5 separate regions of the Mus musculus genome follow, and regions 1, 3, 4 and 5 are each linked to region 2. A link is a loop called in an ENCODE intact Hi-C map of the cell type or tissue named here. Cell type or tissue: left cerebral cortex. All regions are shown on one strand.

Region 1 (5,000 bases), 50 kb after region 2:
AGCACATCTAAGGAGTATATAGCCAAGAGAAGTGAACATGTGTACATCTAGAAAAACTAATGCACAAATTTCATAGCAGCATTGTTCATATTAGTCACAGAACTAAATTAATAGATTAATGAAAACAGTGTTTCATACTCATACAGTGGAATGTGAAAAGTGAAAGTGCTGTAACTGCTTTCAGCAGCTCGCCTTTCTGTTTTGAGGAATTGTTCCTTCTTTCCTTAACTGTTTTGTTTCCAGCTTTTTGCAGATGAAACCTGGCAATACAGAAAAGCAAATTTGTCACATGTAGATGGCAGTATTTTTAGGGTTTTTTTTTTTCCTGGTCAGTTCCAAACAGATGTAAGGTACCATGTACACAACACTCTTCTCTCAGTGTATGCAGGTGTCATAGACCTCAGGGGGAAGAACAATGTATTCTCTTAATTTAGTGTCTCTCTAGTCCTTGGTCTGGGGGTTTAGAGACAGGGTCTCATGTAACCTAGGCACACTCCAAATTCATTATGTAGCTGAGGCCTGCCTTAAACTCTTCCTCCTTGCCTCTCCTATGAACCCTCTGCTTATGGGTGTGTGCTCACATTGCCTGGCTTAGTTTAACTTTAATAATATTCAGGATTAAGCCATAAACACGCTTCTTTTAGAAATGCTTTATACATACTCTATGGTAATTTCATGCTTTTCTTGGTGCTTGAAACTGCTTCCCACTGTTAGGAAGCTGCTTCTGGGGATCTGTCGTTGATCCATAAGAACACCATCTGCACCGAGAGCAGCTTTTTCTTCCTCTCATGCTCCACATGGCAAGTGAGTCAGCACAACTCCCAGAGACATGCACACTTGACTCTAAAGTTTTTTGTATGTAGTATTTTTCAATTTGTGTTCTATTTTGTAGGCAAACTGAGACAATTTTATAACTAACAATTTTGGAATATATAATAGTTTATAGAGCAAGTTTTATATCCATTAATTCATCTTATTGTCTACTGGTATCATAAAATATATATTACTAATATTAAATTTCTTTTTCAAAGCAGAATTAGAGCTCATTCAGAGATGTTGAGTATGATTTTAATCACTAGAGTTAAGAGAAAAGAGCTCAAGAAGGAGACACCTATAGCATGGGCATGGCCTTCACCAAGGAGAACTACGTATTACATTTTTAGTTGGTAAAACACATGATTACAATCCCCTTTTTCATGTTTCTTTAAACAAAACCCAAAAAAGTAGCCTTAAGAATACAGGATCTTTTTAAGCACATAATTTCCATAAATTTTACTTTTTTTTCAAAATGAAACTTTCAATGTACTTATATTTCATTGAGTGTACACTTACATAATTTTTAAGGATTTATTTATTTATTTTATGTGTGTGAGTACATTGTAGTTCTCTTCAGACACACCATAAGAGGGTATCTGATCTCATTACAAATGGTAGTGAGCCACCATGTGGTTGCTGGGAATTGAACTCAGGACCTCTGGAAGAGCTATCAAGTGCTCTTAACTGCTGAGCCATCTCTCCAGGAGCTGCCCCCACCCCCCTACCCCCACCCCTCGACAGTTACATATTTTTGTCAGCCTGTTTCCCTTTGAGTCTAATCAGGGGAGCAGCCTTGTTTTGAAGTGTTGCTAACTGCAGTGTAGCAATGGTGGTGACACCTATTCTGTAGCCTTTCAAGCCTTCTTTTCTACCTGGTCTCTTCCACAGTCTTCTGAGGTTGCTGCGCAGGAAGAAATTACCTATTTGTGATGGACTGAAAGTGGCAGCTAATTCTTTTTGCTTAATCACATCACTGCTAAGTGTCAGGGCAGGAGTACTCAGTTGTCTCTGTCCACTGCTGCTCCCCATGCTGTGTCCTGGGCATTCTCTATAAGACACTTCATTTTATCCATATTCTCTTCAGACTTTCATGTTCCAACTCCTTACTCAGAATTCAATCAAGAGTAGCAAGTTTTACTTTTAGAAGTAATCTCTTTTAGAAGATTTATTTTAAGTATGTGTGTCTGTGTGGGGCTTTGTGCACATGACTGCAGGTGCCTGCTGAGGCGTTGCATCTCCTTAGAGATGGAGTTTCATATGGTTGTGAGCCACCCAGCAAAGGTGCTAGGAATTAAACATGGGTCTTTTGGAAAAATAATATCACTACTAACTGCTGAATGAGTTCTCCAGTTCCGAGAAATAGCAGTTTTCTTGTTGCTTTATTGAAAGACTTCTTGTGAAAGGAAAGTGTAAGCAGTGTAGGTCAGTAATCTACCAGTTCTCCTGTATGTAGTGGGCTGAGGCGTGGAACAGCTGTCCTGCTTGCTGCAGTTTCGCTTGTCCTCCCTCTTCACAGCTCGTGTTAGAACTCTGTGTCTGTGAACCCGTTAGGCTTGCTGGAACAAAAAAGAGGTCAGTGAATATTAGTTGTCAAAGAAATACAAATTAGAGCTAAGATGAGAAAGATCAGAGGAATTTAAGCTTTCAGAGTTGAGCCAGATGAAATGTTACAAAATGAAAGTGTTACAGAGTTGAGTCCTCTAAAGACCTCAGAGGGAGAAGCTGTTCTTCACTCTCCCAAAATTCTGGCAGGTGCTAGTGTCCTTGGCATTCCATGGTGAGCAATTGCATAATTCCAGTCTATGCCTCTGTTCCCCATGACTTCTCATGGCTGTCTCGTCTCTGTGTGGCTGTCTCTTATGAGGACAGCAGTCACATTGGATGAAGAACCCACTGTACTACAGTATTTCTTTGCATTTATATCTTTGTACCTAAAAGTCTTACTTATAGACATTCATAGAGACCAGAGATTAGGACTTGAATATATCTTTTTTGGGAGATAAACCCATAACAGTTAATGCCTTTTGGGCTCTTTGCTTTCCCGTCTATACATGTGATTTGGGTAACCACATACTTCCATACTAACTATGGAACCTGCTTTATCCATTCTCTTAGGTATTTTCTCAACATCATTTTTTATTATTTTGTTTAGTTTAGGGTTTTTGTTTTGTTTTGTTTTGTTTTTGTTTTTGTTTTTTGAGACAGGTTTTTTCTGTGTAGCCTTGGCTATCCTAGAACTTGCTCTGTAGACCAGGTTGTCTCAAACTCAGAGATCTACCTTCCTCTGCCTCCTGAGGGCTGAGGAAGGCTTTTACCACCTCTGCCCCCACCTTTTTAAAAACATAATTTAAGGAAATAAAAGACTGAAAGCTCCAGGGGTTGGGTGAGAGGGGGGGTGGGTAGACACCTTTAAGGAGGCAGAGGCAGGCAGATCTCTAAATTAGAGGCCAGCCAGAGATATATAGTGAACTGGTTTCTCAAAAGAACAAAAATGCTAGTCAAAAAAGTAGACAAATAGTAACTCTATAACTTAACAAAATTTGGCAGTGTTAATGCCAGCTTAAGAGATACACTGTTGGGTTTATAGAGGTAACTCAGCAATAAAGAGCACTTGCTCTTCCAGAGTTCCTGTTTAGTTCCTAGCACCTATGTCTAGCACTCAGAACTACCCATAACTCTAGTTCCAGGGGTCTGACACCCCCATAGGCACTGCACACACATGGCATAACACTCAGACTGATATCAATGTATACACACATGTCCTTGAATAAAAATTTAAAAGTACAGTAAAGTGTTGCTAACATCCCTCCCTAAGAGATCTTTCTGGAAAAAACAATTTTTTGGTTCTTTTGTAAAAATCTTACTAATTTTACAGGGTTTTCACTTATTTTACTTACATGTTCTTTGTCAGATACACATATTACAAAATCTTCATTTTCTTGATGGCTTGCCTTTTCACTTTATTGCTTGTTTGAGACAAGGTTTCCATTATGTAGCTATGGCCGGCCTGAACCTATCTGTCTGTCTCTACCTCCTACATGCTAGGGTTAAAATTATGAACACCATGTTTGGCCTCTCCACCTTCTTAGTGTTATTTATTTTGTTGGGGTCCAACAGCCGCCCCACAAAACAGTCAAACAGGGATAGTTTATTGAACTCACATCCTGAAACTAATCAATCAGGGTCATAGCTCAGAACTCAGAGGCTGAGCCACTGCTATGAACATTTCTCAGTGCCAGCTCTTGACTCAAGCCATTTTAGATATAACAGTGCATATTGACCTTTAATTTGATGGATCCTATGTAAAGCTTTGTGGAATTTCTTAAGATTAACAACCCTCAGAACATAACAACATAAGTGATCAGCATGACCTTGCTATGAGTCAAATTTTTTTTCTGTGTCAATGACTGGCAGGCAAATTACAACAATATGAAATAGCTGGCAGGCAAAAAACAAAGTGCCTATGGGAAGGGGTGGAGAACAGACCTCAACAGTTTAAGTACTTAGGTTTTTTTTTTTTTTTTTTCTTTCCTTTTTGGGGGGAGGGTGGTTTAAGGTTTTTCAAGACAGGGTTTCTCTGTGAAGTCCTGGCTATCCTGGAACTCTCTCTGTAGGCCAAGCTGGCCTCCAGCTCACAGTGATCTGCCTGCCTGTGCCTCCAGAGTGCTAAGATTAAAGGCATGCACCACCAATGCCTGGCAAGAACTATTTTATAGTCATAGTACAACTGGATCCCATCACTTAAGAGGCTGTGGCAGGAGATCATATAATGAGGTCCTGACTTAGAAAAAAAAAATTGTATCAGAGATGTTTGTGGTAACAACACCCACAATCTCATGGTAGCAATAATAGCATTTTGCCGGAAAGTATGGATTTTCTATAGTTTTTTAATTAATCCTTTATGAGTGCTTTGCTTCATTTTCTCAGAGACAGGGCCTTATGTGTTTAAGCTGACTTCAAACATACTATGGATGACCTTGAATTCCAGACAAACACCATCTTGCTTAGTTTCCATGGTACTAAGAATGAATCCCGGGTTTCATGTGTGCTAGACAACCATGCTAATGCCTGAGCCACATCCCTATCCTTTAGGACATTCTTAATTGTAAGAAATTACCTACTCTGTCCATAATTCCCCAGAGTTTTCCTGTTTCTGTGAGTTTACTTTAAATTTACTTCATATA
Region 2 (5,000 bases):
AAAAATAGCACCCACAAAATGCCCAGTACTGAGGACCCAACCAAAATCAGTGTGTTTAGGGAGGAACCCAGAGTGAAATATTGCTAACAGTATAGCTTAAAAAAATTTATTTGTCCTATGTGAATGAATGGTTTTGCCTGCATTTATGTTATTCGCAGAATTCAGAAGAGGGCATCAAATGCAGGATTAGGTATGATTGTGAGCCACCATGTCGGTGCTAGGAACTGAACCCAGGTCCTCTGCAAGTACAAGTGCTCTTAACCACTAAGCCATCACTCCAGCCCCACAGTGTAGCCTTTTAAATAAAAGGGATTTAAAAGAAGTGTTTGATGCAGAAGGAGACATGAAATAGTGCACTGGCGTAATAGAATATGCATAGTTTATATAAGAGCCCAGAAGCTGAGATAATAGAACTTGGACACAACATGAAGTATTCATTATAGAAAGGCTCAACAATTGGGAGCAGCAGTTCTGTTGACAGATTGTCTATGCTTCAGAGAAGACTGTCCAATTAGGGGAAATGTTGGAAAGATTATTTAAGGGCTCCGCCCCCTGAAAATCCTTAATTTCTTCTTGCTGGATTGAAAAAGTAAATGGAAATAGGATAAAATTGACATGATTGGTGGCCCTAGGGTTATGTCATTTGGGGGAGAACAGCAAATTTTTGATATTTTCCCTAGTCAAAGCTATTTTTAAGATCCCATAACAGGGCTGGAGAGATGGCTACTCTTCCAGAGAAACCTGGGGTTCATTTCCCAACAACCACAACCTGTAAATCACAATTTGTAACTCCAGTCTCAGGAATCCTACATGGGCACCAGATATACATGTGGCATACAGGCTACATGGAGGCAAAACACCCATACACATAAAAAATTTTAATCCTGACAACATCTGGAAATGCACTTCTGAAGGAGCCCATGCTGGGGGTCCTAGGCTACATCCTCAGCAGTGGGCCAGCAAGACAGCTTAACAGATCAAGTTCCCCAGGACCCACGTGATGGAGAGAAGTCCCGAGAGCTGTCCTCTAGCCGCCTAAATGCCATTGCATTCACCCGACTCATACTCTTCCCCTTCGTCTCCTCTCTCTCCCTCTTTTTTTACTCCTCCTTCCCCCTTTCATAAATTCAGTAAGAGTAGCTCCTCAGCAATGCAAAAATAAATCCCGCTATAACTTGGCAGCATCCCATTGTTTCATAAAAGAAAGGCCATTCCACATCGAAGATGGGTGCAAGATAAATCATGTAGGAATAAAGGAGAACCCCTTGCACCAAATACATTTGTGAAAAAGTAGTTATCTCAATATTTGGGATACTATCCACTTGTGGAGATTTGTGAGATACGTCTCATGCATTTTATTTGCTATTGTGTGCTGTGTGTGTGCAGGTGTGTGTGTCATGTGCATGTGGAGGTCAGAGAGTCATCGAAAGCGTTCCTCTGGGTTTGAGGACAAGCCACAACATCAGGCTTGAACAGCAAGCACCTTTTACTCTGCTGAGCCATATATCTGCCACTACATTGTTGGTGTGTGTTTTAACAAAATGTGTTCTAATAAAATGAAAATGGCCCAAGAGAAAGTTTTATGCCTTCTCCCAAATGGAAGGAATGAACTTAGAATCTGCCAGACAGATTTGCATAGATCTTAAGAATTAAATTCTTCGGGTGCATTACATATACATCTGCTATATTTTCAAAGATAGCTTTTTGTTAGAGCAGAATAGAAAAGATTACTAGTATTAATTGTATTTACATGCTTATGCATGTAATGTTTTGCATGCTTAGGTCTGTCAAAAAATGCAGTGAAATTTTATACCAAAAATGATTAGCTGGTTAGATTTTTTAATCATCTGGAATGGCACAGAATGGCTAGCTTATACAAGAAGCAGTTCTTTTTAGGCTTTTCAAAATGGAATACATTCCTTGTGGTTATTGTAATTGGTTCTTTTTGCAATGCTGTTTGTTGTTGTTGTTTTTTTTTTCGAGGTAATTAAAGAAATTCTGCTTTCTTACAAGCTTGCATCCAAGCTTAGGATCTTTCCTGCAGCCAAACTGCTTGATCCCTACAATTTGAGACCGAGTCCCTTTTGAAGGGTGACATTAAGCCGCATTCGAGGTGATTCAGAAGACTATGAGAGAGAGAGCTGCTTTGCCCTCGAACTTCTGAATATATCTGGAGAAAGTGCTGCGCTTGATTTTGGTTCTGGAGCAGTGCGGAGGCGGAGGAAATAGCAGGTGTCTGGGAGGTGTCAGGGATGCAGGATGCCAGCCAAAGAGAACCTGCAGGCAGGTGTCTGGCGCCGGAGATGTAAGTCCCCGTTCTGGCACACGGAGGCGCTCAGGGCTCCTCTCGCTCTGCTAGCAGTCTTTAAGGCACCTCTGCCGCCACCTGCAGTCTCAACCAAACCTCGGGGTGGGCCACGCGGGACATGACGGCCTAAGCACCCAATCAGCGGTCGGATTTCTAGATACCCTGCCGTTGTGGCCAATAGAAACCGAGGAGAGGCGAGGAGGGGACGGGCCCGAGCCCCGCGGCAAGCCTGGCCGGGGCGCAAGGCCCTCCTCCTGTCTCTCCGCCTACTCCAGCCTCCGCCGCTTCAGCTTCCCGAGCGAGCCCTGCGGCCGCCGGAGCATCTCCCGCGGCGGAGCAGGAGCCGGATGGTCAGAGGAGCCCGGCAGTCCCAGCAGCCGCGGAGTCGCCTGGCCCCCAGGTGGGGTGGGCTACGTGGCGAGGCGGAGGCTAGGGGCGAGGGGCCCAGAGAGCGGGCCTGGGGGTGGCGGCGGTGGTGTCTAGGCGCCGAGCCCTGAAGGGGCGGGGGTACAGGCACTCAGCATCTCGGGGGCGCCAAGGGAGAGCAGCTCTCGGGGCAGCGAGCGAGGGCGCGCTGGGCGAGAGCGGAGGGCGCGCGCCCCACCGGGGAGCCAAGGAATGCGGGGAACCGGGTCTGAGGGGCGGGGCCGTGTCTGAGGGGAGCTAGGGGGGCCTGCGGCTCTGGGCAGACAATGAGGCCGACCTGGCGGGTGGTTGGGGGAGCCGAACGTTTGGGGCAGGGAACCGAGAGCATTCGGGGACTAGTGAGTCCCAGGCGCTTGGTCGTGGGAGGGAAGGAAGCCCTGCCTGTGGGGTGTCTGTAAGGTCACGGGTAGGCAGAGCCAACCTGTGGTCAGCCTGTGGCCCCCCGAGGGTGGTACATGAAGTGCCCCACAGGCAAGGCAAGGCAAACGGTGTGTTGTCTTAGTTACGGGTCTCATTTGTTTGGTCTGTAGACTGTCTGGCACAGTGGAGAAACCACCCCGAAAACGGAAAAGCAGGTAAGGCAAATGCCTTCCTCTCTAGCTTCGTGTTTTTCCTGTTTGCTTGGCTGCCCCTGTGCTGCATAATTACGTGGTGAGTAGATAAAGTTTCTTATTTAGGTCCTTTTTTTAGTAAATTCGACAGCATGGAAAGGTATTCCCTTTGAGAACTTCAAATTACCACCACCTCCAACCCCTTGCAGGTATATGATACGGGAAATGGGGAAACATTAAGAAAGCCCCACTTTCGACTTTAGTCTTAATTTCAACTTTGGCATCTCTAACGGAGATTGTCATTGAACAGCTACTGTGTGCCAAGTGTCGTATACAAATTCTGTGTTATTTTCTGTGACAGTTTTGCAAAAGAGGGAACTGAACCATAGAGTAGCCAATACTTAGCAAACAAAGATCACACATGTAATAAATGATAGAACCAGGATTTGAATCCAGGTTGTCTGAATGCAAAGTTTATGTTCTTTATACTGTAATGCTTCTAATACATACACAGTTGAACAGAGTCCCACTCCTGGCTTTCTCTCTCTTTCTTTATAAAGTCTAATAAACTGAGATGCTTAATACAAAAGTAGTAACTAAGGACTTACATAGGCCGCAGACAACTGAATTTTTCCTTAGGCAATGAAGAAGAGTATTCATCCCACAAATATGTTTTAGTGTATTTCATTTGTTAGGTACTACATCACAATTTTATTTAATTATTTGAAGATTTCCTTTCTTTACCTACATTGGAATTGAGAGAGTAAGCTACAGTAATGAGGTTGCAGCCCGTAGCACCATTCTCATAACTAATACTTTGGACGTTAATATACAGATAAACTCAATCATAGATACAAATGCCAGTGGTGGGAGTGGGCAGTTGCCAAATAGCTTTGCCACTTTTTAGGCCTGCATGTCTACTCCCAGACTCAACGTAGCGCTACTGCACACCCACAAGGTTGGCTAGCACACCTGAGGAACTGAATTTTTTGTAGATCAGTATGTGTTTTTGTGTGCAGGTGAGTGTGAGTGTGTGTGCGTGCGTGCATGTGTATTCATGCGTGTGTGTGTGTGGTGTCTGCATGTGTGTGCAGGCGAATGCACATACATGCATGTCGATGTGAAGCAGTCTACTCTTGTGTCTGGAGGCAGGGCCTGTCACTGAGGCTGGCCCTGTCACTGAAGCTGGCCCTTTCATTGAGGCTGGCCCTGTCACTGAGACCTGAGGCTCACCTTTTGGCTAAGCTGGCTGCTAGTCAGCCAGTAAGTCCCTGGATCTATCTGCCTGTCTACCTCAGTACTTTCAATTTTCAGTGTAATTTTTTAAAAAGTTTTTACATTTCTCATTTTGTATGTACATGTAGTGTGGACATTGCATGTGGAGGTTAGAGAATAATTTACAACAATCAGCACAAAAATATGAGTGTGAGGGTCTCACTCTAAATTTTAATGATTTCCTGGTAGGATAACAAGATGTATTAGAGTAAATAAACTTAAATTTTTATGTTTATTTAGTGTGTATGTGTGTGTTTGCTCGCACGTATGTGTGTGTGCATGTATGCACAAGCATGGAAGGCAGGGACAGTTTGCAGGAGTCAGTTCTTTCATCATGTGGGTCTCAGGGATTGAACTTGGGTTGTCAGACATGGCAGCAAGTGTCTTTATCCACTAAGTTGTTTTGCTGGCCCAAATTAAGTAATTTTTGTTATTACTAA
Region 3 (5,000 bases), 130 kb after region 2:
TATAAGTTCTGTTACCGTTTCCTAAGGAATGGGTTTGTTTTTTAAGAGTTATTATATCGTTAAATTACATTGTGTTGTTCAACACAGTAATTTAGAACTTGATTTATGTGGCCATTTGTAGTTGCATAGAAATACTCTTTTTACCGCATAGACTATAATCGCTAGTTTTCCAAACTTTTTTTTTATAAGCCTTGCTCTTCAGCTCGAGTCCTGTATGTTGTAGGATTCTTAAAATTGAGGCAGGAAGGTCTTACAGAGTAGGAAATGCTTATAGAGATTACAAGAGAAGGAATTTCCCCAAAAAAGTTACCCTCATTTTGTAGCACCAATATAAGTAGTAGTTGCATTTGTCACTGAATCAGATGAAGTAGTTAGAAGTCATATATTTTTACTTTGCTGTAAAGATTAGTATAACTAATTTAAGAGAACTTTGTTATTTTCTGAGCAGTTTCCATTTTAAGACTTAGTGTCAATTAGCTTTATTCAAAGTATCACTAAAAGTTAATTAAATCAAGGGTTTTGGGTGGTTTTTTTTTTAAAAAGTTCTGTTGATCTTCTTTTACCCTGAAACTAATGGTGAATCTGTTGTCTACACTATGTTAGGCAGAAATGCACTTGTTGAAATAGCAGAAACTATACTTGACTTTCTAATAGTGTGAAACACTTTTTTTTTAAATGTGCTTGTCTGTAACTGAAATGTTATAGAATTGTAACCCTGTAGGGATTATAGAGTTATATTTATTAGCTCTCAACAGATTGAAGCACAACAGTTCTCATGTAACAATCCTTATTCAAGTGCTCTCTGTCGTACAAATAAAGCTGATTGCCTATCTAGTTGTTCACACATCACTATTATCCTGTATGAGACAGTCTTGTTCATTTGTATTAAAATTTGGGTATTGTGAGTTAATACTTTCAAATAAACCTGTCAGTCAGCTCTGATATGCAGTAGATTGTTTAGATTCACAAATTTTATGTGTTACTGGTCAATTTTGAAGAGACTTTACCACAGTGACTAAGGGGAAAATTCTATTGTATCATTTGACTTGAACATTTGTAAAAGTCTTGTCTGTGGTGTTTCTAAATTGCTTAAACCATACATTCTCTTAAGGATTTTAATTTGCTTTTGTTCTTTTCCAACAGTCATTTTCTGGTTTTGTCTGTTACAGTAAACATTTTATAGACCTTAGGAATTGTCAAGTTCTTGAACATTTATTTTCTTGAGTTGATCACTTAACTCTTGTGTATGTGATTTGTCATAAACAATTAGAGCCTTTCACTTCTTCACTACATGAATTTCAGAGTAAACACTGTGATTCTACAGAGCAGATTCCATAGGCGTTCCAATATTCTTAACTGTTACACAGTGCCTGTCACTTTGAGGGCACATAAATACTAGGATGGAAAATAAAACGTTGTTTTGATGTTTGTTAAATAACAAGATTACAGAATATCTGTGGGGTTTTTTTTGTTTTTTGTGGTCAGTGTAATAAAGAATTTTGCATTGATAAATATTCTCTAGGAATGTGTATACATTCATCTAGTGTGAACTCTTGTAAATGAATTTTGTATCTTGAATCACGTATATATTAAGTGTATCATCAATATAAAAATAAACATTATTTGCTTAAAGTTTTGTGTATTTCTTTAGTATTGACAGTTGTTTCCTTGTTTGGGGTAAATCTTAGGCGCTTTAGCTGTCTTGAGTTACAGATTAACGCGTATAACTATTTTGTAGATTGAGATTACTGTTTATAAAGTATTTGTTTTCTCCCTAACTGGTTGCTACAACTGGGACAAGAGGAAACTGGAATAGATGGAATCAACAAAACAGGCTGGGGTTGCTTCTAGGGCAGGACTGAAGTTGCTATAATGTACAATGCGTAGCTTGAAACTTGAGAAATACGAAAATCTTACTTGGGCAGAACTAGGATAAAAGGTTCTAGAAACTTCTTTCAGTTGTATGAAACATGATCGACAGCAACTCGGATTGAGAGGTGCCCGGTGTCGTTTTTTTGAGCATAGACTTTCCTGTAGCCCCAAAGCTGGCCCTGGGGTACCGCACGCCACGGGGCTCCTCCCTCTTCAGAAGGGAAGGTGCCGATCCAGGGCGGCCAGATTGCGGTGCCTCTCGCTGACGTGTCAGTGGCCGGCCAACACAGGTAGAGGTGCCCGCGCCCGGTAGCCGTTTCAGCCCAACGGCACAAGCACCCCCGCTTGCGCGCCGCTGAATCGCACACGGGCGCATGCGCGCGCTGAGAACCAAGCCGACGCGCTGCCACTTCCGGCGCGCGGCAAACGTGCGGTTCCGGGTCGGTGCTCGGCTCGTCGGCCTGAGGTGGGGGCCAAGCGCCCTCGAGAGTCCGCGGAGGCGTGGCTGCTCCCACACAGCAAGTGCACTACTGGAGTCCCTGGACGCAAGTAGGCCTCCCTCTCTCCCATGGCCTCCGGCGCTCTACCGCGAGGTGGGGACACAATGGACCCCAACCCAGGGCTGGGGACGGTGCCAGGGGACTCGGGGCGAAGGCTGCCCCCTTGGCCTGGGGGTCTGGAGCTGCCCTGCGCGACCTAAGCCAAGCCGCCACTCTTTTCAGGGGCGCAGTCTCCCTACTGTCAAACAGAGGTTGAGCCCCTCCCTTGGTTGACAGCCCTAGTAGGGCTGCGCCTCCAGAGCGAGCCAGAGGGAGTGGGATCCAAAACGCGGTGACCTGCACCTCTGAACCGTAACCATCTGTCAGAACTTTGCTGTCGTTCTAGCAACTTAGTGCGAGTAAGGGCTCAGGGACCAGACCACAAGCCTGACCAGCTGTGAGAATCGGCTGAAAACTAAATATTGTCACTGGGAAGCCGGCAACTAATTCGAGATGTTTTGCTCAGAACTCCTAGGGAGACATGAGTGTTGGCACCAGTGCTAGAAGAAATTCTTTCTGCTTAAAGGTGGAAATTCTTAGGCTGCCCACTGGGACTGAGGAGCGTCTCACTGACAGTAGTACAATAGTGGCCAGGTGTATTTGCCCACTTATTCAGCCCTGCCCCCCCCCCCTTCTTTTGTCCCTCTCCCGCTGAACGTTTTCATCCGGCACTTGAAATATCCAACCTATTTTATCTTTGTTTTTACACAGGGCAGTGACTTTGACCTCCATACTCTTTTAAATATAGTAGATAAGACAGGTGAGTACAGTGGTTTACAGATATTGGGGGTAAAGTTTTGAAGGATTTCATAGGCTTAATGGCTAACCTGAAGTGGTAAGGCGTCATCTGTCATCTTACAACAGAGTGTATCCTGCACAGACGTGAAAAGATAAGGTTGAAACAGAACAGTAGGAGTTTGCTTTATTTTGTTTTGTTTTGGTTTTTGTTTGGTTTTTTGTTGTTGTTGTTGTTGTTGTTGTTGTTGTTTTGGTTTTTCGAGACAGGGTTTCTCTGTGTAGCCCTGGCTGCTGTCTTCGAACTCTCTCTGTAAACCAGGCTGGCCTCGAACTCAGAAATCCGCCTGCCTCTGCCTCCCAAGGGCTGGGATTAAAGTCGTGAGCCACCACCACCCGGCCTGTTTTGTTTTTGAGACAAGATCTCACTATGCAGCCTTCCCTGGCTGACCTGGGGCTGTGTAGACTAGACTTGCCTTGAACTCACAGAGATCCTTTTGCCTCTGCACCACCATACCTGGCCCAGTAATGTTTTATATACCATTGAAGGAAAGAAATTTTGAATCTCATGTTAACTATCATATGGGAAGAAATTGTGGCTAGATGTAATATTATCAAGCACAAAGAAAATTAGACATTTCCACATGGGTGAGAAAAGTTAAAGAGCATCTGATAACTATAGTTAGTCTGGGTTCTTGGTCACTTTTTTCTATGTTGTAACTTTTCCCTCCTAGGAGGAAGCACCTGATTAAAAACCAGAGATTGAGTTGCATATTTTGTATCTTTTGACTTAAGGAAAAAAAAACACTAAATTCTTATTAAATATATTATTAGAAGAAAGATTTGAAACATTAAGTCATAATTACATGTTGTTGACCTGGAAATTTTTACATGTGCCATTGCTAAAACAAAAGGTTGAGGTTGATGAGTCAGCTCTGTGTCCAGACACTAGCCCTATATACTTAGCCATACAGTCCTGGCAGGTTATTCTGCCTCCTTCAGACCAGATGCCCTTATTCATACATGTAAGTGAAGCACCTGAGTGTTTCTAAATGTTTAATAATTATGTTCGTGTGTGTGTGTGTGTGTGTGTGTGTGTGTGTGTGTGTGTGTGTGTGCTTATTATGAAACCACTTTTGAAGCCTGAATCTGACAGCTATTTAACTTGGAGCTATCTCTTTCTTCTGATTTATAGATCTTGTGTTGCCAAAATTCTTTGGCCCACATTTAAGTGGGATGCAGCTAGCCTGGAGGTGTGAATGAATTTCATTCACTGAGAAGTCTAGGGGTTAGTTAACCCTGAAAGATATCCACACAGCAAAAATGTTTGCAAAACTAAAGAAGAAAATTGCAGAAGAGACTGCTGTTGCTCAGAGACCAGGCGGCACAACAAGGATCCCACGCTCTGTGAGCAAGGAGTCTGTGGCCTCCATGGGAGCTGACTCTGGAGATGATTTTGTAAGTGTCTTCTCGTTCTTTGAATGTTTGATAGAGTCAGTATATGTTTCCTAAGTACCCCTACAAGAAATCTTTCCAGTAAAAGTTTTTAGATTCTTTTGTGCTTTTTCTAGTTTATAGATGTAGAAAACTCTGCATCTCTCATCTTTCATTATTTTTTTTTTTTTACTCTGTGTAGCTCTGGCTGTCCTGGAACTCACTCTGTAGACCAGGTTGGCCTCGAACTCAGAAATCCACCTGCCTCTGCCTCCCAAGTGCTGAGATTGAAGGCATGCACCACCACTGCCCTGCTCATCTTTCATTCTTACTAGCCTTTGCTTTGTTATTTTTTATCCATTTTTCCCCTTATGTACTTTGTTTTTCCGTTTATATAACTTGTACATTTACATAGACTGA
Region 4 (5,000 bases), 93 kb after region 2:
TAACTTTTTATTGATTCTTTGTGAATTTCACATGATGTACCCCAGTCCCACTCATTTTCCCGTCCTCTGTATCTGCCCTCTACCCTTGCAACCTCTCCCCCAAAACAAAACAAAACTCTTTCCCTGGAAGCTGTGATGTGTCACAGTCTGTCACACAGCATGCCCCTGGAAGCTCTAGTGTGTCACAGTGTGTCACACAGTATGCCCCTGGAAGCTGTGGTGTGTCACAGTCTGTCACACAGTATGCCCCTGGAAGCTGTGGTGTGTCACAGTCTGTCACACAGTATGCCCCCAGAAGCTGTGGTGTGTCACAGTCTGTCACACAGTATGCCCCTGGAAGCTGTGGTGTGTCACACAGTATGCACCTGGAAACTGTGGTGTGTCAGTCTGTCACACAGTGTGCCCCTTTGCCCATGCAGCTTTACTTGTAAGTATTTGTCACAAGGAGTCATTGGTCTGGTTTGAGGCCTCTGGCTTCTGGCTACACCACCAATACTGTGTCCGCACCATGACTCCTCTCAAATGTCCTATAAATGTTATTTTAAACATCCAGGTCTCCATCCCTTTTTTACCACCCAAATTAATGGGATGCTATAGATTATTGTTTTTGTTGTTGTTGCTGGAGGTTTTGTCTGTTTATTTGTTTCGTGTTTTTTGTTTAGTGGAATTTTTTGAGACAGAGTCTTTCCGTGTAACCCTGGCTATTCTGGAGTTCACGGTGTAGACCAGGCTGGCCTCTAACTCAGAGATCTACCTGCCTCTGCCTCCTGAGTGCTGGAATTAAAGGCATGTGCCTCCATGCCTGGCTATAGATTCTTATTTTGTTTCTCAATATATTATATTTGAAAAGCTAGTAAACAATTTAGTGTTTTTTTAAACGTTGAAGGCAATGTGCTGAGATCATCTAATATTTCATTATAGTATAATGTTAAATTTAAAGAGAATACTCTGTGATTCTGTCAAAGGGAGATTCACTGATGCTCTTGAACCTGGGCATCAGATCACTTGGTGTTACCCTCCAATTGAATTCTAGGTTTCTTCCCTCTGTTCTTTTAGGTCCTTATGACTTTGGAGGTGTACTTACTAATAGTAACCGGGACATTATCAATGGAGATGCTATCCACAAGCGAAATCAGTCTCACAAGGAAATGCACTGGTATGTATTCTAGTGTCTGTTTTCATTCTAGGGATCAAAATTCTCTTAAAATATTAAAGAGAAATGGGAACTTAATTTCCTACTACACAGGCTCCCTTAGACTACTGTTGATAGCACTTATTTGTGTTCTTGTGTGAAAGCTTGTACTTTTTCTAGCATAGAGCAATCTTTAGAATTCCTCTAGTTGAAAGACAAAAGTCTGATTTTCATTAGCAGTGAGCTTATATAATAATACTTTGTATTAAATCTGGACTTTTCATACTGAAAAGCAGAGAAGGGAGATTAGGCCTGTGTATGTTTCAAATTATTCATGTCATAGTTAAAAGGTTCCCAAGCCAAATGTGATACTGTTACTCACCTTAGTTTTAAATTACTTGTTTAGAAAATAAAATTTTATTTAGAAAATTATTTAGAAAATATAAAATATATAAAAATACATGCACAGCATCGCTAATCATCTGAGACATGCAAATTAAAACCATGAGAAGTTATTACTTAGCATCTGTTAGGGTTGTTGTTGTAAAACACAAATATTGTTGAGGATGTGAGCAGAGAGACCTTAAAAACTTTTGGAAGAATATAATTTGATTGGTACAGTTATTAAGGAAAACAGTATGGGTTTTCATCCAAAAGTTAAAAATAAGGGCCAGCCAGATGGCTCAGCAGGGGATTGCACTTGCCACCAAGACTGATGACCTGAGTTCAGTCCCATACACCTACAGTGTAGAAGGAGAACTGAATCTCCACAAGCTGTTTTCTGACCTCTAAATTATTGGGGGTGGGGAGGGTGGGTGTTACACATGATGGATGGTGGATGGATGGATGGATGGATGGATGGATGGATGGATGGATGGATAGTAGGTAAGCAGGTTTAAAGTACACCAAGTATAATGCCATATGCCTGTGATCCTAGCAATTAGAAGTACAAGACAGTCTGGGCTTCATAGCAAAGTCATTCATGTCTCCAAATGAGTGAAGAGATGATTAAATTAATACATATTTATATTTGAAATATATAGCTGGAAGGTAGCTCAGCAGTTAAAGCATCAGAAAAGTGAGTGTTGGGCTTGAAAGATGGCTCAGCCAGTAAGAGTTCTTGCTGCTCTTCTAGATCTGAGTTCAGTTCCTAGCACCTATGTTTAGCAGAGCACAGCTACCTGTAACTCATCTTCAGGGGATCCAACACCCTCTTCTGGACTCCTTGGGAACTGCACTCACATGTATTCATGCCACATACATACACAACATAAATATATAAAGATGGCACATACCTTTAATTCCAGCACTCCAGAGGCAGAAGCAGGTACATCTCTATGAGTTCTAGGCCAGCCTGCTCTACATAGTGAGTTCTAGGCCAGCCAGAGCTATGTAGAAAAACCCTGTCTCAAAAAAACCAACGACAACAAAATAAAACAACACCACAAAAAAAAAAAAAAAAAGAAAGAAAGAAAGAAAGAAAGAAAGAAAGAAAGAAAGAAAGAAAGAAAGAAAGAAAAAGAAAAAACAAGCAAATAAAATGAAGAAGATTGGGGCTAAAGAGATAGCTCAAGAATTATGAGTACGGGGGCTAGAAAGATGGCTCAGAGGTTAAGAGCACTGACTGTTCTTAAGAAGGTCCTGAGTTCAAATCCCAGCAACCACATGGTAGCTTACAACCATCTGTAATGACATCTGACGCCCTCTACTGGTGTGTCTGAAGACAGCTACAGTGTACTTACATATAAATAATAAATAAATCTTTTTTTAAAAAAAAAGCATTAAGAGTACATACTGCTTTTAGAAAGGTCCAGTGCTGGGTAGTTTACAGCCTCTTTAACACCAGCTCAAGGGGGGACCTAGTAATGCCTTTGGCCTCTGTGGACCTCAGTTAGCACTTACATGTACACACACACATAATTTTTAAAGATATATTTTAAAAGGGAGATTAGGTGCAAAGAAAATGAAATATTGCTATATATAGAAATGTGAATAAATATTGCATAGTTTCACTTACATGTAGAAATTTAAAATATCTAGCTCAGAGGTATGAAAGGTCATTGTTAGAGACTAGGGGTTACAGATAATTGAAAGGTGGGCAACAAAAGCTAGAGGGGGGCTAGAAAAATGGCCCAGTGATTCAGAGTGCATACTGCTCTCCCAGAGGAAACCAGTTTGGTTTCCAGCACCTGCCAAATGGCTCACAACTCCCTACCTCTCCAGAGGATCTGACATCTGCTTCTGGCATCCATGGGCACCTGCACTCATGTGAACATACACCTAAACATGTAATCAACAATTAAATCATAAAAAGATAGAAACTGTTAACTATAACTTTAGTATCCATTCTCTTGAGCAATGGAACTTACAGAATGAATCTGTGTATGGGGGCAGATTTATTAGACTGTCTTACAGGCTGTAGTCCAGCTGGTCCAACTGTGGTTTTCTGGCAATTGAAAGTCTAAAAATTGAGTAGTGATTCAGTCCACAGGCTGGATGTCTCAGAATACAGTAGAATAGCAAAGAAATGGGCTCTAATGTCAGTGAAGGAATGGACTTGCTAGCAAGAACAAGCAGGCAAAGAAAGAGAACTTCCTTCTTCTATGTCCTTATTTAGGCTCCCAGCAGATGTAACCCAGATTAAAGGTGGGTCTTCCCACCTCAAAGATGAAGTTAGAAGTGATTCCTTCCACTTCAAGTTGTCTAATTAAGAGTCCATCATAGGTGTGCCCAGCCATTTGGGTTTTAGTTCATTCCAGATGTATAATCAAAATGACAGCTAAGATAGCCATCATGGTGTTTTTTTTTTTAATTTGCTAAAAACTACTTTGAGCCAAATATGAAACAGATATTTCATTAATTTAGTGTGATAACATATAAATTATATATAATTTTCATATTTCAGTTAAAGCCAAAAACTATTATGAACTATATTGAGGTTGGATGATACTCACTAACCAGTAAGATATCAGTTTTGTTTTTTGTGTTTTTTTTAAAGGACTTTACATTGCATTTTTTTTTTAAACTTATTTATTACTATAGCTGTCTTCAGATACACCAGAAGAGGGCATCAGATCTCATTATGGGTGGTTGTGAGCCACCGTGTGGTTGCTGGGATTTGAACTCAGGACCTTCGGAAGAGCAGTCAGCACTCTTAACCCCTGAGCCATCTCTCCAGCCCCCCAGTTTTGTTTTGTTATGTACATTTACATTAATACTGATACAAATGTACACATTGTCTGCTTTGATGTGATGAGAAAGAGTGTACGTGCCAAAAACTGTAATCCTTAGCAGAGGCTTTTGAGTACATGTTCCTGAACTTGGGCATTACAGTCCATTGATCTGTGGTCCAGCTAATCTGCATATTTAACAGGCAGCCTAGATGGTTTACTTAAAAGTGTCCAAAGAATATAAAACAGAGTGAAAGACTTCCTTCTTTCTTGTGTTGAAGTTAGATCCTGGTTCTCCCTTTCAGTCCCATGCTCCCTGAAATAAGGCTCAGACTCAAAATATATTTACAAATACCTTAGCCATACAGCTAAGCTCTTTTTGACAAGAATCATAACTTAAGATAACCTGTTTATATTAACCTACATTCTGCCATGTGGCTGGCTATCTGTGCTCAGGAACCATGCATCTATCTTGTCTCTTCGCATCTTCTGGGCCTCCCTCTAGCTCTATCCCAGAATCCTTTCTGCCTCCAGAATGGCCTACCTCCATTTCCTGCCTAAGCTATAGTCAATAGGCTTTTTAGTTGATAGGTGATGCATCCATACAATATACAAAATATTCTCTCTATATTCTTGTCTGGAATATTAAAATGTAGCTTGATTTTTTTTTTAATGTTTAAGGATATAGAGAGCTGGAT
Region 5 (5,000 bases), 61 kb after region 2:
GGAACTAGAGTGACAGATGGTTGTAGGCTGCCATGTAAGCCTCCTGTGGGTTCTGGGAGTCAAACTCAGACTGCCTGGTTTGTGCGGCAAACACTTGTATCCACTGGGGCACCTTGCTGTCTTTAGGGAGTTTTTTGATTGTTTCCTTCCTAGATTTATGTTGGTTTAAATGGAAAACAAAATCACAGTGCTCACAGAGCACATGAAATCTACTGGTGGTTGGAACCAGTACCCAGCTGAGGGAACAGGCAAGCGGCACCTAGGTGCAGTGCTGTCATCTCCTGACTCCGGCCTCCCCAAATGATCCTTCCACTCATCTTTGCTAGATGAGATGCTGCTCATCTTTGCTAGGTTTCTTTTTGTTTTCTCTTTCTTGAGTTGGTGAAGAGAGCTTTTCGTGTTTCTCTGAGGGGAGGGGTTTGGGGTGGCACAGTGCTGGAAATGCACTACAGCCCTTCATGCATAGTGCTTATTTGCTGCACCACTGAACAATAACCACAACTGCAGTGTAGTTTTAGATTCAAATTAAAGATTTTTTAATATTTTATTTTTAACTCTGTATATATGTGTGGATTTGTGAATGCAAGTTCAGATGTCCTAGGAGGCCAGAAATACAGGATTCCCCTGGAACTGGACTTATAGGCAGGTATAAGTTACCCAATATGGGTGCTAGGCAAGGAGGTCAGGGCCTCTACAAGAGCACTTTATGCTCTTAAATGCTGAGCCATCTTTCCAGCCTAAGTATGTTTTTCTTTTTTCTTTTTGTTAATTAGATATTTTCTTTATTTACATTTCAAATGCTATCCCAAAAGTTCCCTGTACCCTCCCCATGCCCTGCTCCCCTACCCACCCACACCCACTTCTTGGCCCTGGCATTCCCCCTGTATTGAGGCATATAAAGTTTGCACGACCAATGGGCCTTTCTTTCCACTGATGGCCGACTAGGCCATCTTCTGATACATATGCAGCTACAGATACGAGCTCTGGGGGTACTGGTTAGTTCATATTGTTGTTCCACCTATCCGGTTGCAGACCCCTTCAGCTCCTTGGGTACTTTCTCTAGCTCCTCCATTGGGGGCCCTGTGTTCCATCCAATAGATGACTGTGAGCATCCACTTCTATATTTGCCAGGCACTGGCATAGCCTCACACGAGACAGCTATATCAGGGTCCTTTCATCAAAATCTTGCTGGCATGTGCAATAGTGTCTGCATTTGGTGGCTGATTATGGGATGGACCCCCGGGTGGGGTAGTCTCTGGATGATCCATCCTTTCATCTTAGCTCCAAACTTTGTCTCTGTAACTCCTACCATAGGTATTTTGTTCCCTATTCTAAGGAGGAATGAAGTATCCACCCATTGGTCTTCCTTCTTCTTGATTTTCTTGTGTTTTGCAAAGTGTATCTTGGGTATTCTAAGTTTCTGGGCTAATGTCCACTTATCAGTGAGTGCATATCAAGTGATTGGGTTACCTCACTTAGGATGATATCCTCCAGATACATCCATTTGCCCAAGAATTTCATAAATTCATTGTTTTTAATAGCTGAGTAGTACAGACAAACATATTCATGTGACCTGAACTCAGAATAAAGATACAGAAACTCCCTGGTACTCTCTGTTATGGGAGTTTTTAATCTTTTAGAAGCAGAGTACTGCGCACGCCTTTGATCCCAGCACTCAGGAGGCAGAGGCAGGTGGGTTTCTGAGTTTGGCTACACAAAGAAACCCTGTCTCAAAAAAAAAAAAAAAAAAAAAAGAAGAAGAAGCAGAGTACCTGTTAATGCATGAAAGGCTTCAAGGTTTTGCGTTTTATTTGAGGCCTGTATGGTAAGTCTTAAGGAGTTTTTTCTTTCCATCATATATTGGGATGTTCATTTGAGTTGTCAGAGCCTTTTGTTTCTCCAGCTGTAATTATCTTAACAGAATGTTTTTCTGGATAGAAATTTCCTGTTTGGAATATATGCATAGTAATTAGCTCTTCTTTCCATTCTGTGTAAGAAAACACTCCAGAGAATAAGAAATTGGTAAAGTGAATGGTGATTTGCTTATGATAGTGCTAATGTGTAGGTATAGTAGTCATGGAGTGAGAATAATGTTTTTAAAAAGGTTTGAATACGTTCAGAAAATGATCAAAAACTCAAGTGCGTGCCAGGTTCTGGTTGCCATGGCAACTAAAACTGGAAGTAGACTCTAATAGTTGGTGGGATTATTCCAGGCAGCAGTTTTAGAACTAAGCTTGAGAGGCAGCTGTGTCTCCAAGTGATAGTGGTATCTTGGAAAAGCAGAGGCCTCTGCATCCCTAGCTATGTACTCTATAGGGGTAAATAGATAAAGCTGAAGCAAGCCTTGGAGTAGGATGGAGGAGAGAGAGAGAGAGAGAGAGAGAGAGAGAGAGAGAGAGAGAGAGAGCTGAGAAATGAAGAGTTTGTTCCAGTTGTCCCTTTTCTCTATCCTCTTTCTTCTTTCTTTCTTTCCTTCCTTCCTTTCTTTTATTTTTTCTTTTCAAGACAGGGTTTCTCTGTGTAGCCCTATCTGTCCTAGAACTCACTCTGTAGACCAGGCTGGCCTTAAACTCAGAGATCCACCTGCCTCTACCTCCCCAGTACTGGAATTAAAGATAGGAGCCACCACCGCCAAGCTCCTCTTTCTTTCTTTTTATTTTTTTATTTTTTTTTTATTTTTTTTTTTTATTTTCAAGACAGGGTTTCTCTGTATAGCCCTGGCTGTCCTGGAACTCACTTTGTAGCCCAGGCTGGCCTCAAACTCAGAAATCTGCCTGCCTCTGCCTCCCAAGTGCTGGGATTAAAGGCGTGGGCCACCACCACCCAGCTCAAGCTCCTCTTTCTTAATATTCTCCCAGAGTCCAGTTCTGCAAATTAGTAGTTATTACAGAAGCAATACCATCTGTGCATGCGTGTGCTTCATGTTCTCAGTTCATGTGGCTTATACCACTTCCCAGAGTCAAGTATGCATTTGGCATAGACAAGCACTGCATTGGGCATCTTGGGTTCATGGTCTAGAAAAGCAGTGACATAGAAATTTAATGTGAGCTGGACATGGGCAAAGAGGTAATCTCAGCACCTGGGAGGCAGAGGCAGGGAAGATCACCACAAATTCCAGGCTAGCTAGGACCACACAATAAGATCAGCAGAAAAATAAATAATAATAATAATAATAATAATAATAATGATGATGATGATGAAAAAGGGGCTAATAAAGAAAATGTGAGCTTCAAATGTAATTGTATATTCCAACTACCCTCTTTAAAGTAAAAAGAAACATTAATAAACGTGTTATTTGATTCAGTGTGTCAATAGTTCTGTTTTAGCATATTATCTGTGTAGAACTTACCAAGATATTTGTATTCCTTTTCATATCCTTGGGTTCAGTGACTGTTTTATACTTGCTTGCATCTTAATTCAGATGAGACTTGAAATTCTCTTTTCTAGGACTCCTTCTGTGTGACTTTGTGGCTCATGGCTAAGGCCAAACTGTACACAGTTTAGGCTTCTATCCTCACAGTGCTCCCTGGTTAATCAGTATTGGCTGTTCTGGGTCCACGTCTTTGATGGTCCATCATGTGTCTCCTTTTGGTTTCTCACATCTCTATAGAGACTGACAGCATACAGGCATTTGGCTGTTGGCAATTTGTCACCAACCACCTGCATTTTGGAAATTGTCAGGGTTTTTTGTCATTTGTTATATTCTTTTTGAGGGTTGCCAGAGCAAAGTACAGTAGGCTGGATGCTCACGCAGTGGGTATGTATTATCTCCCGATTAATAGAGGCTGCGAATCCAAGCTTGGGACGTAGGCAGGGTTGACTTACTCTGAGGACTATGTTCTCTCATGTGTGTCCTTGAAAAGCATCATTAGGTGAGAACCCTGGGCTTTTTCTTTATGCTCAGATCTCAGGACACAAATCTACTGTTTGGGGACCCAAAGTTAATGTCAATGAAAAATGTTTTCTGTGGATTTTTTTTTAATTTGTTCTTTTGTTATTCATTCTGTTTTGGGAAGATTCTGAGTAAATTCAAAGCTTCTTGCAAAATCTAGCAATTTAAATGTCATATTAAATAGTAGAGCAGATTGGTCTGTTCTCATCAGTTATTTTTTTATTAGATATTTTCTTCATTTCTTCAATTACATTTCAAATGCTATCCCAAAAGTCCCCTATACCCTCCCCCCACCCTGCTCCCCTACTCACTCATCAGTTATTTTTAATTCTCCAAGGTCAGATAAGACAGATCTTCTTAGATCTTAACGTGTCCAGCTGAGTACAGAGCATGGGCTGTTTTGTTTTGTTCTGTTTTGTTTTTCAAGACAAGGTTTCTCTGTGTGGCTCTGGCTTCCCTGGAACTCCCTCTGGAAACCAGACTAGACTTGAACTCAGAGATCTACCTGTCTCTGCCTTCCAAGTGCTGGAATTAAAGGCATGAACCACCACCTGGCTTAAAATACCTTCTTAAAGCTCCCTCTGCTTCAAGAACAAAATGCTATGATTCTTGTCAATGTAAGAAAATCTAGAGTCGTAGATAGAGATCAGTGGTAGACTATTTGCCTAGTATGTGTAATGCCTGCATATAATCTCAGTACTAAGGGGATAAAAGAAATCTAGATTGCTATCTTAAATGCTAAAAAAAGAGAATATTGAATTAGGAGTTAGAAGGTGGTTGAATTTGAGTCCTAGTGTACTGGCCACAATTCTCACACATGAGATGAGACACTAAGGTTTTAAAGTAAATGAGAAGCCAGTGGAAAACATTGTAAAAACAGAAGATTTGTAAGTGATCAGGATTTTAGGAACAGTGTCATACCACACAAGACTGGTATGAGGAGGGCTGAAGAGTGGGCAGTAGTGATCATAGCTCATTCAAGTAAGTGAAGAAGGTAGATTTATATCTTAGTTAAGTTTCCATTGCTGTGAACAGACACCATGATCAAGGCAACTCTTATAAGGACAACATTTAATTGGGGCTGGCTTACAGGTTCAGAGGTTCATCA

Evidence for each region. Hi-C counts contacts between places; a loop is a spot of excess contacts. Peaks named below come from ENCODE experiments on the same cell type or tissue, not always from the same donor. Only the 100,000 strongest peaks of a DNase experiment are listed, where the experiment ranks them.
Region 1: it touches region 2 in a loop (2.0-fold over the local background); 3 of 42 quality-filtered maps call a loop at or near these places.
Region 3: it touches region 2 in a loop (4-fold over the local background); 14 of 42 quality-filtered maps call a loop at or near these places.
Region 4: a loop joins it to region 2, with 2.6 times the contacts of the local background. A loop is called at or near these places in 2 of 42 quality-filtered maps.
Region 5: it touches region 2 in a loop (2.8-fold over the local background); 3 of 42 quality-filtered maps call a loop at or near these places.

Annotation. Positions count from the first base shown.
Region 1 is chr2:39,138,322-39,143,321 of GRCm38, reverse strand. All of the region lies in intron 2 of Scai (suppressor of cancer cell invasion), which reads left to right. Among named protein-coding and RNA genes, the nearest start is that of Scai, 50 kb to the left of the region's middle. In left cerebral cortex, no CTCF peak of the experiment used is centred here; DNase peaks (open chromatin) are centred at 751, 2,060, 2,262 and 2,556; H3K27ac peaks cover 3,397 bases.
Region 2 is chr2:39,188,298-39,193,297 of GRCm38, reverse strand. It overlaps Scai (suppressor of cancer cell invasion), which reads left to right and starts at 2,568. Exons shown (of 18, transcript NM_178778.3): 1 at 2,568-2,708; 2 at 3,265-3,309. The coding sequence starts at 2,656. In left cerebral cortex, a CTCF peak has its summit at 2,364 (motif pointing left); DNase peaks (open chromatin) are centred at 1,268 and 2,427; H3K4me3 peaks cover 2,558 bases; H3K27ac peaks cover 1,396 bases.
Region 3 is chr2:39,062,846-39,067,845 of GRCm38, reverse strand. Golga1 (golgi autoantigen, golgin subfamily a, 1) reads left to right here and starts at 2,305. Exons shown (of 23, transcript NM_029793.2): 1 at 2,305-2,465; 2 at 3,123-3,171; 3 at 4,342-4,604. The coding sequence starts at 4,470. Scai (suppressor of cancer cell invasion) reads left to right here. Exons shown (of 18, transcript NM_178778.3): 18 at 1-1,632. In left cerebral cortex, no CTCF peak of the experiment used is centred here; a DNase peak (open chromatin) is centred at 2,288; H3K4me3 peaks cover 1,818 bases; H3K27ac peaks cover 1,306 bases.
Region 4 is chr2:39,095,532-39,100,531 of GRCm38, reverse strand. Scai (suppressor of cancer cell invasion) reads left to right here. Exons shown (of 18, transcript NM_178778.3): 13 at 1,057-1,156. All of the region lies in intron 2 of Gm30067 (a long non-coding RNA gene), which reads right to left. Among named protein-coding and RNA genes, the nearest start is that of Gm30067, 18 kb to the right of the region's middle. In left cerebral cortex, CTCF peaks have their summits at 2,329 (motif pointing left) and 2,878 (motif pointing left); no DNase peak of the experiment used is centred here.
Region 5 is chr2:39,127,295-39,132,294 of GRCm38, reverse strand. All of the region lies in intron 3 of Scai (suppressor of cancer cell invasion), which reads left to right. Among named protein-coding and RNA genes, the nearest start is that of Gm30067, 50 kb to the right of the region's middle. In left cerebral cortex, no CTCF peak of the experiment used is centred here; a DNase peak (open chromatin) is centred at 2,171; H3K27ac peaks cover 194 bases.